Regions from separate parts of the Homo sapiens genome. Here region 2 is linked to region 1. A link is a contact called in ENCODE POLR2A ChIA-PET data. All regions are on one chromosome and are shown on one strand. Each heading gives the region's core, a stretch centred on a gene start or an enhancer-like site at or near the end of the contact. The rest is flanking DNA. Distances are from core to core; before and after follow the strand shown.

Region 1 (6,823 bases), core at 1,641-4,140:
AACATGGTTAAACCCCATCTCTACTAAAAAAAAACAAACACACAAAAAATTAGCCGGGCGTGGTGGCACACGCCTATAGTCCCAGCTACTCGGGAGGCTGAGGCAAGAGAATCACTTGAACTGGGGAGGTGGAAGTTGCAGTGAGCCAAAATTGTGCCACTGCATTCCAGCCTGGGCAAAAGAGCGAGACTGCCTCAAAAACAAACAAACAAACAAACAAACAAACAAAAACTGTGTCTGTTCTGAACATATTCAGACTTCTTTTCTTGTAATTTCCTAAACAATACAGTATAACAACAATTTACATAGAATTTACATTGTACTAGCCATTATAAGTAATTTAGAGATGAATTAAAGTACACTGGAGGATGTGCATAGGTTATATGCAAATACTTTGCTACTCTATATCAGGGACTTGAAGATCCAGGAATATTGGTATCCATGAGAGGTCCTGGATCCAAGCCCCCATGAATACCAAAGGACAGGTTCAAGGATGTTTGTATATGCATGTGAATGCAGTGTTTTTCAGAGGAGAAAATAAACACACTTAAATGGCAAATAAGCTTTCTCAGGTGGATTATAATATTATAGAATACTATAAACTATTAAAATAATGAGGTAGCTCTATACTAGCATTTAAAGATAACCTTTAAATACACACAAATGTTTTGTTGTGTGGAGAAAAAACCAGGTGATAGGATAGCAATTCATGTAGGATCTGATTTACATAAAAATTTTCACATTCAACTCTGTGGACATTAGACACAGACTGGGAGGAGTTACCAAAATGTTAAAGGCAGGCTAAGATTTCAAGTAATTGCTACTTTTGCTTTTGTATTTTCTGTATTGCTTGAATTTGCATATTTATTTTCATAATCAGAAAACTCAATAAAGCCAGCTTCCCCCTACCTTTGTCTTTTTTAAAAAATAACCCTTTCATTTTAGAATAGTTTTGTATTTACAGAAAACTTGAAAAGATGGTGCAAAATTCCTATATACTCCACTCCCAGCTTTCCCTATTATCAACAACTTATATTAACATGATACATTTGTCACAATTAATGAACAAATATTGATGCATTATTAACTAAGGTACATGCTTCATTCAGTTTTATCGTTGTTTTTGAGACAGGGTCTTGCTGTCGCTCAAATGCAGTTGTGTGATCACAGGTAACTGCAGCCTCAACTTCCTGGGCTCAAACGATCCTCCCACCTTAGCCTACCGTGTAGCTGGGACTACGGGCATGCATCACCACATCCTGCTAATTTTTGTATTTTTTGTATAGACAGGGTTTCACCATGTTGTCCAGGCTGGTCTTGAACTCCTGGGCTCAAGAGATTCACCCACCTTAGCCTTCCAAATGCTGAGATCACAGGCGTGAGCCACTGCCCCCAGCCTCAGATTTCCTTTAGTTGTTACCTAATGTCCCTTTTCTGTACTAAGATTCCATCCAGAATATCAGATTACATTTAGTTGTCATGTTTCTTTAGGCTTTCCTTGTCTTTTTCTTGTTTTTGATGATGCTGACAGTTAAATTTTTTTTTAAATTTTTATTCTCTTTTTTCTTTTTTTTTTTTTTTTGAGACAGTGTCTCACTCTGTCACCCAGGCTAGAGAGCAATGGAGTGATTTCAGCTTACTGCAACCTCTGCCTCTGGGTTTAAGCGATTCTCATACCTCAGCCTCCCAAGTAGCTGGGATTACAGGTGCATGCCACCACACCTGGCTAATTTTTGTATTTTTTGTAGAGACGGGGTTTCACCATGTTGGCCAGGCTGGTCTCGAACTCCTGGGCTCAAGTGATCCACCTGCCTCGGCCTCCCAAAATGCTGAGATTACAGGCATGAGCCACCGCTCCCAGCCAACAGTTTTGAGGAGTACTTTTCAGGTAGATTGTGGATTACCCCTCCATTGGGATTTGTCTGATGTTTTTCTCATGATTAGACTGTGGTTACGGGTTATTCGGAGAAAGACTACAGAGGTAAAGGGCCATTCTCGTCACATCATATCAAGAGTGCATACTATTAGCATTACTTATCACTTGATGTTAACCTTGATCACCTGGCTGAAGTAGTGTTTGTGAAGTTTCTCCACTGTAGTTATTCTTGTTTTCCTCTTTCACACACATGTATGCTTTGAAGGAAGTCACTATGCAGAGCCCACATGGAGGAGGCGAGAGTTATCCTCTACCTTCTTGAGGATGAACTATCTACATAAGTTATTTAGACTTTTCTACTGGGAGATCTGTCACTTCTCCATTTTAAAATTCAATCATTTATTTTTATTAGTATAACTCATAAATATTTATCTCACACTTTGGGTTATAGTCCCATATTACTTTATTTTGTTGCTCAAATTGTTCCAGCTTTGGCCTTTAGGAGCTCTTTCAATTGGCTCCTGTGCTCCTTTGACCTCTTCCCATCAATGTGAGTTGGTGTGTGTGTGTGTGTGTGTGTGTGTGTGTGTATAAAACACTTCCTTACTTTCTGGCACTACATGATGCTCCAGGCTCATCTCATCTTGTACATTTCCTGCCTGTCCTAAAATCAATCTTTCCTTTATGAGAAAAAATAGCGAACATCTGCCTCTGACTAGTCACATAGTTGGCCCTTGCTGTAAAGAGGGAGGATCACTTGAGTCCAGGAGTTCCAAACCAGCCTGGGTTACATGGTGAAACCACTGCTCTGCACAAAAACTTATATATAAAAAACAAAATTAGCCAGGCTTGGTGGCATGCGCCTGTAGTCCCAGCTACCCAGGAGGCTGAGGTGAAAGGATCACTTGATCTCAGAGTTCAAGGCTGCAGTGAGCCATGATCACACCACTGCACTTCAGCCTGTGCCACAGAGTAAGACCGTCAAAAAAAAAAAAAAAAAAAGCCACGTTTGCTCCTTCTGCTCGTTCAGAAACCTCTGACTCAGTGACTGAGCACAGCCCTCTAGAAGAATGCTTTGACCATGATAAGCAGGATAGAGAATAGGTTCCCACATCTCTTGCCTGATTACCACATTTTTAGAAAAGATAAGTTCAATGATTCTAGCCCTTGCCTTTTCCTGTACATAAGACAATGACAGGATGAAGAATTATGCTTCTGTAATCTATAACCAGATGTACTCTTACACCCAAACTTTGATGAGATTTTGCCCGAATGTAACTTCTAAATGATTATTACTTAACAATGACCGGCAATTCTGTTTCAATTAAATGTTTTTAACCTTTTGACATCTTTGGCAGGTTTCCCCAGGATCAAAACCCTAAATTAATTGGTTTTTTTTTTTTTTGGCTTCACATAACTTTGAGATTTTCCAGTTGGGGTTGCTGAAAAACCTAAAAAAAAAAAAAAAAGCATCTGTCATCTTGCACAGATGTTAAATGATTAGACTTATTTGGTAAATTATAAGGAAAGCATTATCAAATCATAAATGATACTAGGTCTTCCAGTTATATTTATGGGTATGTTATTGATATAAATGTTCTATAATTATATAAATTCAAAAATATTCTAATATGTTATCTGTCAAATAATTTTGATTGTAATGTTAAATGTTTTCCAAAGTTACATTTCCAAAGTATGGATGTTATTAATGTGAGCATTCTAAAGAGTAAATAAAATTTATAAAAGTCTGATGGTCCTGATGGGCCACTGTCTGTCATCATTCTGGTTGTTATCTTAAAATACTATATGTAATAGAAAGAACTACATTTTCTTCAATTGAGAACTTTCATCAGATTTTAACCATGGCTATTATAAGTTTTTGTCATCCACAGTTATTGTTTTGAATTATTCTCTAAGTACTCTTTTTTTTTTTTTTTTTTTTTTTTTTGAGACAGAGTCTGGCTTTGTCACCCAGGCTGGAGTGCAGTGGTGAGATCTCAGCTCACTGCAACCTCCACCTCCCCGGTTCAAACAAGTCTTATGTGTCGGCCTCCCAAGTAGCTAGGATTACAGGCGTGCACCACCATGCCTGCCTAATTTTTTTGTATTTTTAGTACAGACAGGATTTCACCAGGCTGGTCTCGAACTCCTGACCTCAAGTGATCTGCCCACTTTGGCCTCTTAAAGTTCTGGGATTACAGATGTGAGCCACTGTGACTGGCCTTAACAAGTACTCTTGAACACAGATGTCTAGTAACTTTAAGATCAATGGACTAAACAAAAAATTCCAGAACTCTAATGAGAGCATTTACGAAGATTGCCAAACAACAATCAGAACAAGAATTACATGGGACTGAACTGATGGAGAACTAAAACGATTTTCATGGGGCTGAACTGATGGAAGGTTACAGTGATTTTTATGACTTCTGTTTGAAACATTGCTGATTCTATTTATATTTTGTTTTCCAAAGTGAAGAATGCTTCTTTTCTTTTGAGCTATTTTTATCTTACAACAATTGGATAAAGTTTACTTTTGTGAACAAAATTAAAACATTTACCTTTCTCTCTACCTAAATTCTTCAAAATTGGACAACTATTCTTCAATGGCTAAAGCCACAGTACTGGTCGCCCACTGACAAGAGATGAATCATTATTCAGGAGAATGGCATGCAGCCTTGTGTTGTGACCTACCCCATGCTGCTAGCAATCTGGCCTGCCTGCAATAAGAAGATTCTTTTCCCCTGCCAAGAGAGGTAACTTCCTGGGAATGAGCCTGATAACATCTGACAAGATTAATGATTGTGCCTCTGTAATCTACCCACCCAAACTTTGATGAGATTTTGCTGTAATGTGACTTCTGAACACAAGCAGAGAACCTCCATCACCCGTATATAAGCTGTGGGCTGAAATACTGCTTTGGAGCAGTCTAACAGAAACGCTCTGAAGGACCCCTCTGGGGTTGGATTCCTCTGTAAGACTCTGAATAATACTAACTTTAAGTGTCTAAAGGCTTTTTTTGTTTGTTTGTTTGTTTTTGTTTTTGTTTTTTTCTTTAGTGGCCATTTCCAAGGAGCCCTGGTTTCTTTTATTGGAGGATGGCATTATTAGAATCTGTGCATCAAGTGTGCACATTACAAATAAGTTAAAGCCAGCTTTATTTTCATAAGGAATGAAAATCATCAGCCATGTAGGTAGACAGGGAAGGCCAGTGGCAGAAGAAGGGTCCCTGTTAGGAAGGCAGGCGGGACGAGACACTTTCCCTGGGAGAAGGGTGTGGCTGGGGCTGCGTCACAGGAAACTTGCAGAACAAAGAGAGTCCACTTAGCCCTGTTCTGACCCCATCTCAGGGTTCCTCCTGAGTGGCCAGTGGGCTGGGGGTGGGAAGAAGCAAGGGCTCTCCTCTCCCTCTCTCTCTATCCCAGGGTCACTCAGAGCACGCGGGAAGGGGCAGGAGTGGGAGGTCCCTCCTCGGTGCCCGGCTGCGCCAGCTGCTGCCGTGTTCTGGTGTACCAGGCCGGACCTTGCGCAATGCCTTTGGGGTAATCTTCAAACCTATGTCTGCTGATCACTCTCTTTAGCTGCCTGGCAGTACCGCAAACCCAGTTGTGGAAAGTCCCACCACAAGGACCTTGACAGAGGTGGAGGCCCTCCCCATGCAGAAGCCAGAGAACTGCGCCCATTCTCCCGGTATCCTTCCGTGGGGCCTCAACACAGGCGTGTACTGCTCAGTGCGCATGTGCAGTCAGGTCTGGTCGGGGCTGGTAGCGGGGCACGGGGAGGTGGGAGCTGACTCTTGCCCAGCCCTGGCCCACGGCAAGGTGTCAGGTACACTTGGTGACCGACCCAATATTAGCTCGCGAGTAGGGTTGCTAGATTTAGCAAATAAAAATATAGGACATACTTGTGCTAAATGGGGCCTGCTTATACTAAAAAAGAAATCCGTGTTTATTTGAAATTAAAATTTAACTAGGCATCCTGTGTTTTATCTGGCAGCCTCACCCAAGAGAACTGTCTGAGGACTGTCTCAAGCCAGAGCAAAGTCAGAGTTGGGGCTCTGCCCATCAGGGTGTCCTCTTTTAAGTCAGGTATCAAGTCATCTCTTACCCAGTCATTTTGCCTGAAATCCTGGTAATATTCAACACTTCCCCGGCTGACAAAAGGCAATTAGAAGTGTCAGCATTTGTTTTGCCATGCGGTGGGGTTGGGGACACTGACTGTGTCATTTACCCTCAGTCCCAAGCACAGCACCAGGGGCTCAATGTCAGGGTGATATCCAAGGAGCTGAGGCGCATGCGCCAAGAGTGTGGAAAATTCAAAGACGGCACCTGAAAAGAGAATCAACTAATCTACTGAGCCAACCAGGATGGGAGAACTGGGAAAGATGAGACAGTGGCCAAGTGTTACGGGACAATGGGGAGGTGGGTGTGGTGGAAATCTGGTGACATAGGCCCACATGCACCTGGATGTGCACCCTTTCCCACTGTGTGTGCCAATAAGGATAAGATGACCTCTGTCCTAACCCTGTATAAATGACATAAACTACAGCCAATAACTTTCCCCCATTAATATGCCTTTCTCAATGAAAGCAAGATATTCGGCTGGATGCAGTGGCTTACACCTGTAATCCCAGCCCTTTGGGACACTGAGGCAGGTGGATCACTTGAGGCCAGGAGTTCGAGACCAGCCTGGCCAACATGTTGAAACTCTGACTCTACTAAAAATACAAAAAATTAGCTGGGCATGGTGGCAGGCACCTGTAATCCCAGTTATTCAGGAGGCTAAGACAGGAGAATCACTTGAACCTGGGAGGCAGAGGTTGCAATGAGCTGAAACAAGCCAAAATCGTGCCACTACACTCCAGCCTGGGTGACAGAGCAAGACTCAGTCTCAAAAAAAAAAAAAAAAAAAAAAAGACATTCAAGCAGGCATAGCAAATATGGCATTTGC
Region 2 (7,175 bases), core at 303-2,802, 440 kb before region 1:
AAGCAGCATACTCCAAACTCTTGGTATTGTCCTTCTGGTAGTCATAATAGTCATCTCCCTGGTGAAATATATCCTCTCAAAAATTGTAAATGTTTAATGCAGCCATGCATAGAATGTCAAATGGTCTCTCTTCAACTGGGATGACAAAATCTCAAAGAAATACATAATCATGAGGACACTATAACCTATGAAAGACATGTTGAGACCAGAAACCCAAAATGATCATAACTGAGAGTAGCAATTAGCGATGTTTTGGTCACACTCTCACTTAAGTGACAACATGATCAAAAGGGGAGAATTGTTCAACAAAATTATGGGAGGCCATTGTTTTGGACTGAACTCATGCACTAGGCCCCAACAGACTAGATTGGATCTAACCAAATGGAGTCAACTCATGCTAAATGCAGCACAATCAAACTAAAACTTTAAGGAAGCATATGGATCCCCAAAGAGACCAGATTTTTTTTCTCCAGAAAAGAGGGGATTATAGTATAATAAGGAAGTCGTCTCTGCTCTACCCTTTACAAAAAGGGAATCTAAATTCCTCGTTTCCACCTTATAAAACACAGTGTTCCACTATTTCTCAGTGGGATTTGAAACCAAGTAAGTCTATTTGCTATGGTGACAAAGTGACAGCAATACATAAAGTTTGGTCAACCTCTTCATTTTAAGAGGTTGACTAAAAGGAAGAAATTGTTCAATTAAGTTTAGCCTAAAGCTGCCTGCTTACATATTTTAAGTTTAGTCTGTAAACATATTAAACTGTAACCTAACTGGATGTGTAAACAGACAGTACCAATCACTGAGTTTTAGCAAATCACAGGTGGTCAACTGTTCAAACTATGTTCAAATAAAATAAACACCGATCTGTAACCAATATGGCTATTTCTATACATCACTTCCATTTTCTTTTTTAATTTTATTTATTTACTTATTTATCTATTTCGAGACGAAATCTTACTCTGTTGTCCAGGCTGGAGAGCAGTGGTGCAATCTTGGCTCACTGCAACCTCCACCTCCCAGGTTCAAGAGATTCTCTTGCCTTGGCCTCCTGAGTAGCTGGGATTACAGATGTGCGCCACCACACCCGGCTAATTTTTGTATTTTTAGTAGAGAAGGGGTTTCACCATCTGGCCAGCCTGGTCTCAAACTCCCGACCTCAAGTGATCCACCCACCTTGGCCTCCCAAACTGCTGGGATTACAGGCATAAGCCACCACGCCCAGCCTGACTTCCATTTTCTGTATGTCATTTTCCTTTTTTTGTTTTTGTTTTGTTTTGTTTTGTTTGAGACCAAGTCCTGCTCTATCATCCCCCAGACTGGAGTGCAGTGGGATGATCGTGGCTCACTGCAACCACCACCTCCTGGCCTCGAGTCATCCTCCCACCTCACCCTCCTGATTAGCCAGAACTATAGGTGCACACCACCACGCCTGGCTAATTTTTGTATTTTTTTGTAGAGACAGGGTTTCAACATACTGCCCAAGCTGGTCTTGAACTCCTGGGCTCAAATGATCCGCTCTCCTTGGCCTGCCAAAGTGCAGGGATTAGAGGCGTGAGTCACCACGCCCAGCCCATTTTCCTTTTCCTGTCCATAAATTCCTCTCTGACCACATGGCAGCATCAGAGTCCCTCTGGTTCAGGGAGTTACCGGATTCATGAATCATTCTTTGCTCAATTAAACTCTGTTAACTTTAATATGTCTAAAATTTTTCTGGCTGGGCATGGTGGCTCATGCCTGTAATCCCAGGCGGGTGGATCACCTGAGGTCAGAAGTTCAAGACCAGCCTGGCCAACATGGTGAAACCCTGTCTCTACTAAAAATACAAAAATCAGCTGGATATGGTGGTGGTGCCTGTAATTCCAGCTACTTAGGAGGCTGAGGCAAGAGAAACACTTGAACCCGGGAGGCGGGGGTTGCAGTGAGCCGAGATCGCGCCACTCCACTCCAGCCTGGGCGACAGAGGGAGACTCTGTCTCAAAAAAATAAATAAAATTTTCTTTTAACATGTGTAAGAGGCTGGGCGCCGTGGCTCATGCCTATAATCCCAGCACTTTGGGAGGCCAAGGCGAGTGGATCACCTGAGGTCAGGAGTTTGAGACCAGCCTGACCAGCATGGAGAAACCCCATCTCTATTAAAAATACAAAAATTAGCCAGGCGTGGTGGCAGGCGCCTGTAATCCCAGCTACTTGGGAGGCTGAGGCAGGAGAATCACTTGAACCCAAGAGGAGGAGGTTGCAGTGAGCCGAGATCGTGCCATTGCACTCCAGCCTGGGCAACAAAGCAAGACTCTATCTGAAAAAATAAAACAAAAACAAAACGTGTAAGAGGAAAGGTCTCATACTTACTAATATAAACGAATTGAGAACCAAATGCTCCATTCGCCTGTCCTGCTGCTCTGGAGATATCACCTCTCCCCTACTGCTTTTGAGGCCCAGGTTTTCAGTTATTCCCAGTCTTCTTTGTCCTGTCGTCCTTGCCTTCCCTCAAGCACTCATGACCAAAGAATAAGTAGGCCAAATAGATAACGTTCTTTAAAAAGAGTACAGAGTTCCTGACCTATTCATCTCCACTTTCCAAATACCTTTTGGCTTCAGCTTATCTCATTTTTGCAGCTTTAGCACCGAATGAAAACTGTGCATGAAGGAGCAGGCAGGTTCTCGCTTTGTGAAGCGTCTCCTTGTGCCTCGAGCTGGGGGAAGGGCTAGAATTGCAGTAACAGCAAGAGCACCCAAGAAATCGGTCTCAGTTTCCTTCCCCATTTTCAGAGGACAGTGGAGATCTCAAACAAAGCCAGCTAGGCACAGATTTCTTTAGAGCTTTGGGTTCTTTCCTCTACCAAACATTTTAAATTGTCATGTAAATTATACATTTGTCAGCTTTATCCTTTATGGCTTTTGGTTTTTCAGTCTTGCTTGGAAAGAAGTTTCCTAATCCCAAGACTTAGTTCTTCTTTATTTATTTCTGGTACTTTCATGTTGCTTAACTCTTCAATCCATTTGAAATTTATTCTGGGACTCTCCCCCAAATTAATGGCTTAATCCCTCTAATAGCATTTCTCCACTTCTTTGAAATGCCCCCTTTAAGAAGAAAATATTCTTCTATTCCCATAGTTGTTTCTGAATTGGATTCTGTTCCATTGATTTATTCCACTGATTCAGGGTCAGCACCACATTGTTTTTATTCTTATAGCTTCAAGGTATCTTTTGATATCTAAAAGGACATCCTCTTGTTTTTCTGATTTTCCAAATTTTTCTTGGTTGTTTTATACTTTAGTTTTGCAACCTAGAGCAAGTTATATAAGTCTGTGTCTATTTTCTCACCTGAAAAGGTTAAGATTGTGGGCTCTGCAGCCATATTGTCTGGGTACAAGTAAGGGTCCACCCAGGGAAACAGAGTCTTCTAGGTCTCTCTGGCAGAAGGAATTTAATACAGGGAATTGGCAGCACTGGAAATGGAAGGACTGAGAAGTCTAATGGAAGCACAAGACGCTACTATACAGGGAGTTACGTAGGAGGAGGTAGTGCAGCTAGAGCCCAGAGTGGGGGCCATCTGGTGGGATCTGAAACCCCATAGAGGCTGCCTGATGGGAGCTGAGATCATGGAGGGAGGGCCTGTAGAGTAGATGTGAGAGCCACCTAAGGACATAACTGTTGCCAGAGACACTACAGGAAGAAGAGAAAGAGAGAGAGATACCTTGGCTTCTCTCCACCTCCTCCCTCTCTCCCAGCTTTCCATTGGCTGAACCAACCTGGAAGCCAGAGAGCAAGGGAGCCTGGGAAACGCAGTTCTCTGTGATATAGCACAAAGGCTCAGAAAGGCAGAGAATTACTCCGAGAGGAAAAGGCAGTTGACCACAGCCGTTTATTAGTTGTGTGACCTTGAGGAAGTTAGTTAACCTCAGTTGCCTTAGCTTCCTCCTCCAAAAAGTGGAGATGAATAATAGTAGTACTTTCCTCACAAGGCCACTGCGAGGATTAAATGCATTAGTACGTGTTACATATTTTGTATTATTTAACTTAGTAAGTGTTATTTATTATTATTGTATAAAATGAAGATAGCAATACCTATCTTGCAGAGTACTATAAGATGTTTGCCGGCCAGGCGTGGTGGCTCATGCCTGTAGTCCCAACACTTTGTGAGGTCAAGACAGGAGGATCACTTGAGGCCAGGAGTTTAAGACTAGCCTGGGCAACACAGTGAGACCCAGTCCCTACAAACAAATTTAAAACTGGGGCAAGGGGGAGGGTTTCAAATTTAAAAAAATTTAAAATTAGCCTTGGCCGGGCATGGTGGCTCATGCCTCCCAGCTACCTGGGAGGCCGAGGCAGGCCAATCACCTGAGGTCGGAAGTTCGAGACCAGCTTGACCAATATGGAGAAACCTCATCTCTACTAAAACTACAAAATTAGCTGGGCATGGTGGTTCATGGCTGTAATCTCAGCTACTTGGGAGGCTGAGGCAGGAGAATCGCTTGAACCCGGGAGGTGGAGGTTGCAGTGAGCTGAGATCGCACCATTGCACTCCAGCCTGGGCAACAAGAGTGAAACTCCGTTTCAAAAAAAAAAAAATCAGCCATGCATGGTGATGCATGCCTGTAGTCCTAGTTACTCAGGAGGCTGAGATGGGAGGATCACTTGGGCCTAGGAGTTCGAGGCTGCTGTGAGCCCTGATTGCACCACTGCACTCCATCCTGGCTGCCCAAAAAGAAAGGTTTGCACCGTGTTGTGCACATAGTACTGGGTACTTCATAAATGTTAGTCCCCCTTGTAGCCCAGTGTGCTCACTAATATCTGTAGCCGATAATAACAATGGCTTTGACCTGGGGAGGAAGCAGCCTCCCCAGAGTAGGGAGGGACATTCTTCTTGCATTACCAGAGATCTAGGAGGACTCTGGAGGGCTGGGACTTCAGTAGTCCAGGCAGTGCACACCCCTACATCAGCCAATATGAACACACAGAGATGCATTTGGAGTAACATCTGCATTCTTTTCTGGACCTTCTCTTCTTGATCCCATTGGTGTCCCTTCTTTGATTTTAGCCTGATTTTTTTTTTTTTTTTTTTGGCTCATGCTGATAATTATCTGTTTTTGCACTCACATACATGCTGCCAACGTTCATGAGCATACAACTTCCTGTGCGCATTAAATACTTTACCACTTATTGCCCCAACTGATCCTCCCAACAAACCCCCTGATGCAGCCAGGGAAGCTTCACTATCCCCATTGAGCAGTAGCAGAAGCCAACACTTTGAGAGGACACGTGTCTGACCCAAAGGCCCACAGGGAGTAGGCTAAGTAGTCAGGACTTGGGACAAGGCCTTCTCACTCTAGCTCAGGACTCTTCCTGCTAATATCCCAGGCTGCCTCCACAGCATGTGTGAGTTAATGCACACACACACACTCACACTCACACTAATACACCCACCCCTAAACACACACATAATAGATTCAATATCTCTGAAGGAAGGGTTCATGCCTTATCAATTTCCTGCTACAGATAAACTACCTGGCAGCTGAAATATAATAAATGATTGTGGAATTGAGTTGACATTGACTGCTACACTGCACCCCCTTGGGGGACTAACAGGGAGCACACAGATGAGGACCACAGCCAGAGCCAGAGCCAGAGTCCAAGTCCATCTTGACAACTCAGAGAAGACTTTGGCCCTTGCTTCTGGCTCTGTCCACGCCCTTCGTAGCACCCACGGAGCAGAGGGGCCTGGTCACAGGGAGAGGCTGAGATGCCCAGAGAAATGGATCTGGCCACCTGAGCTGAGGCTTCTCTGAAGGTGAGTCTTCACCGACCCCGCCCTAGTAGTGGTGAATCGCGTGTCCTGCCCTGTTCTCTGCTGCCCCTGAGCAGTGTCTGAACCAGGGGCGCCTTTTAACGCCACAGATTCTGCCTCAGGGCGTGGAACACCTTCTTCTAGAGGGGCGCGTGAGAACTCTGGTAGGCAGGAGCTTGCTCTGAAACTACTGTGCTAGTCAACCAATTGCCTCAGCTGGCCACCCAGGGCCTGGCATCCACACTGGTCCCTGGCAAGCCGTTCTGCACAGAGGTTTTCACACACGTGGGTACGGAGCACTGGCAGGAAGTACGAGACATTAGAAATTAGAAGCCCAAGCTAATAACACAGATCACCATCGGGGCTTCACTTTTTGCCAGCCACTTCTACGTAAATATATCTGGTTCTACCCTTCACTCAGCCAAGGCATGGGCGCTACTGGCCTCTGACTCAGCGCTCTTCATTGGCCTCAGCTGTTAAACTTGCTCCCTTCTGATATTTTGCAGATGCTAAGCACTCAACTGGTTTGTTGTGGCTTTGCATCGTGCTCTTTCTCATAATCCTGAGATGAGAGGCCACTATGTCCTCTGGGTCTGCGGGACTTCTGGGGCAAGGGTGCGGGGCAGGCCCAGCACAGGTGTCCAGGGAGCTGCCCACACTGCCGCTGTGTGCTCTTGGGAGTCCTGTTGGCTGTTCCATTCTCCTCTCTGCCCACAGAGGTCACAGTGCCCTTGCGAGTAAGCAGGAGAAGGCAGAGTCATGAATTAGCAACTGGAAAGGATAAATGCCAAAGGCCTTGCTATGAAATCGAGGACCCCGCACCAGCTGCCCCGAGGTCCCTCTGGCTCATTTCCTCCTGTTCTCTCCTCACGTCACTCCTCATTTTTCCTGGAACATGCCAGGCCCACTCCTGCCCCAGGGCCTTTGCATCACATGCCATCCAGATAACCTGGTGCTCCCTTCCGGATTCCTGCTTAGCTTTTTGTTCTAATGTCTTTTTTCTTTTTATTTTTTATTTTTATTTTTTTGAATCGTGGTCTTGCTTTGTCACCCAAGCGAGGCTGCAGTGGTGTGATCATGGCTCACTGTGGCTTTGAATTCCTGACCTCAAGTGATCCTCCAGCCTTAGCCTACCAAAAGCTGGGATTACAGGCATATGCCACGGTGCCCAGCCCTAATGTTACTTACTCATTGAGGCCTTCCTTAGCTGCTGTCTCTACAATTGCAAGCCCCCACCCCTCCCCACCCCCCACCATCTGCTTTTTCCTTGGTGCCTCTCACCGTCTATCTTATCTCGTTAATGTTTGGTCTCCCCACCTCAGTGTTTTCATCTGTTTGCCTGCTGCTGCATCACCAGCACTGCAACAGTGCCTGACACATAGCATGT

The links. ChIA-PET counts read pairs that join two places held with the same protein, here RNA polymerase II (POLR2A).
Region 2: POLR2A ChIA-PET joins it to region 1 with 21 read pairs in IMR-90. The contact joins two enhancer-like sites. POLR2A ChIA-PET finds 5 or more read pairs at or near these places in 2 of 52 experiments (IMR-90 and activated CD8-positive, alpha-beta memory T cell).

The regions. Positions count from the first base shown.
Region 1 is chr2:85,931,346-85,938,168 of GRCh38, forward strand. LOC124906031 (a long non-coding RNA gene) reads right to left here and starts at 6,206. Exons shown (of 2, transcript XR_007087120.1): 1 at 5,981-6,206; 2 at 3,283-3,327. Within about 2 kb of position 2,891, at least 3 of the 41 ENCODE cell types and tissues checked have a DNase peak (open chromatin) inside an H3K27ac peak, as active enhancers do.
Region 2 is chr2:85,497,684-85,504,858 of GRCh38, forward strand. No RefSeq gene overlaps it. Among named protein-coding and RNA genes, the nearest start is that of PARTICL, 38 kb to the right of the region's middle. Within about 2 kb of position 1,553, at least 18 of the 41 ENCODE cell types and tissues checked have a DNase peak (open chromatin) inside an H3K27ac peak, as active enhancers do.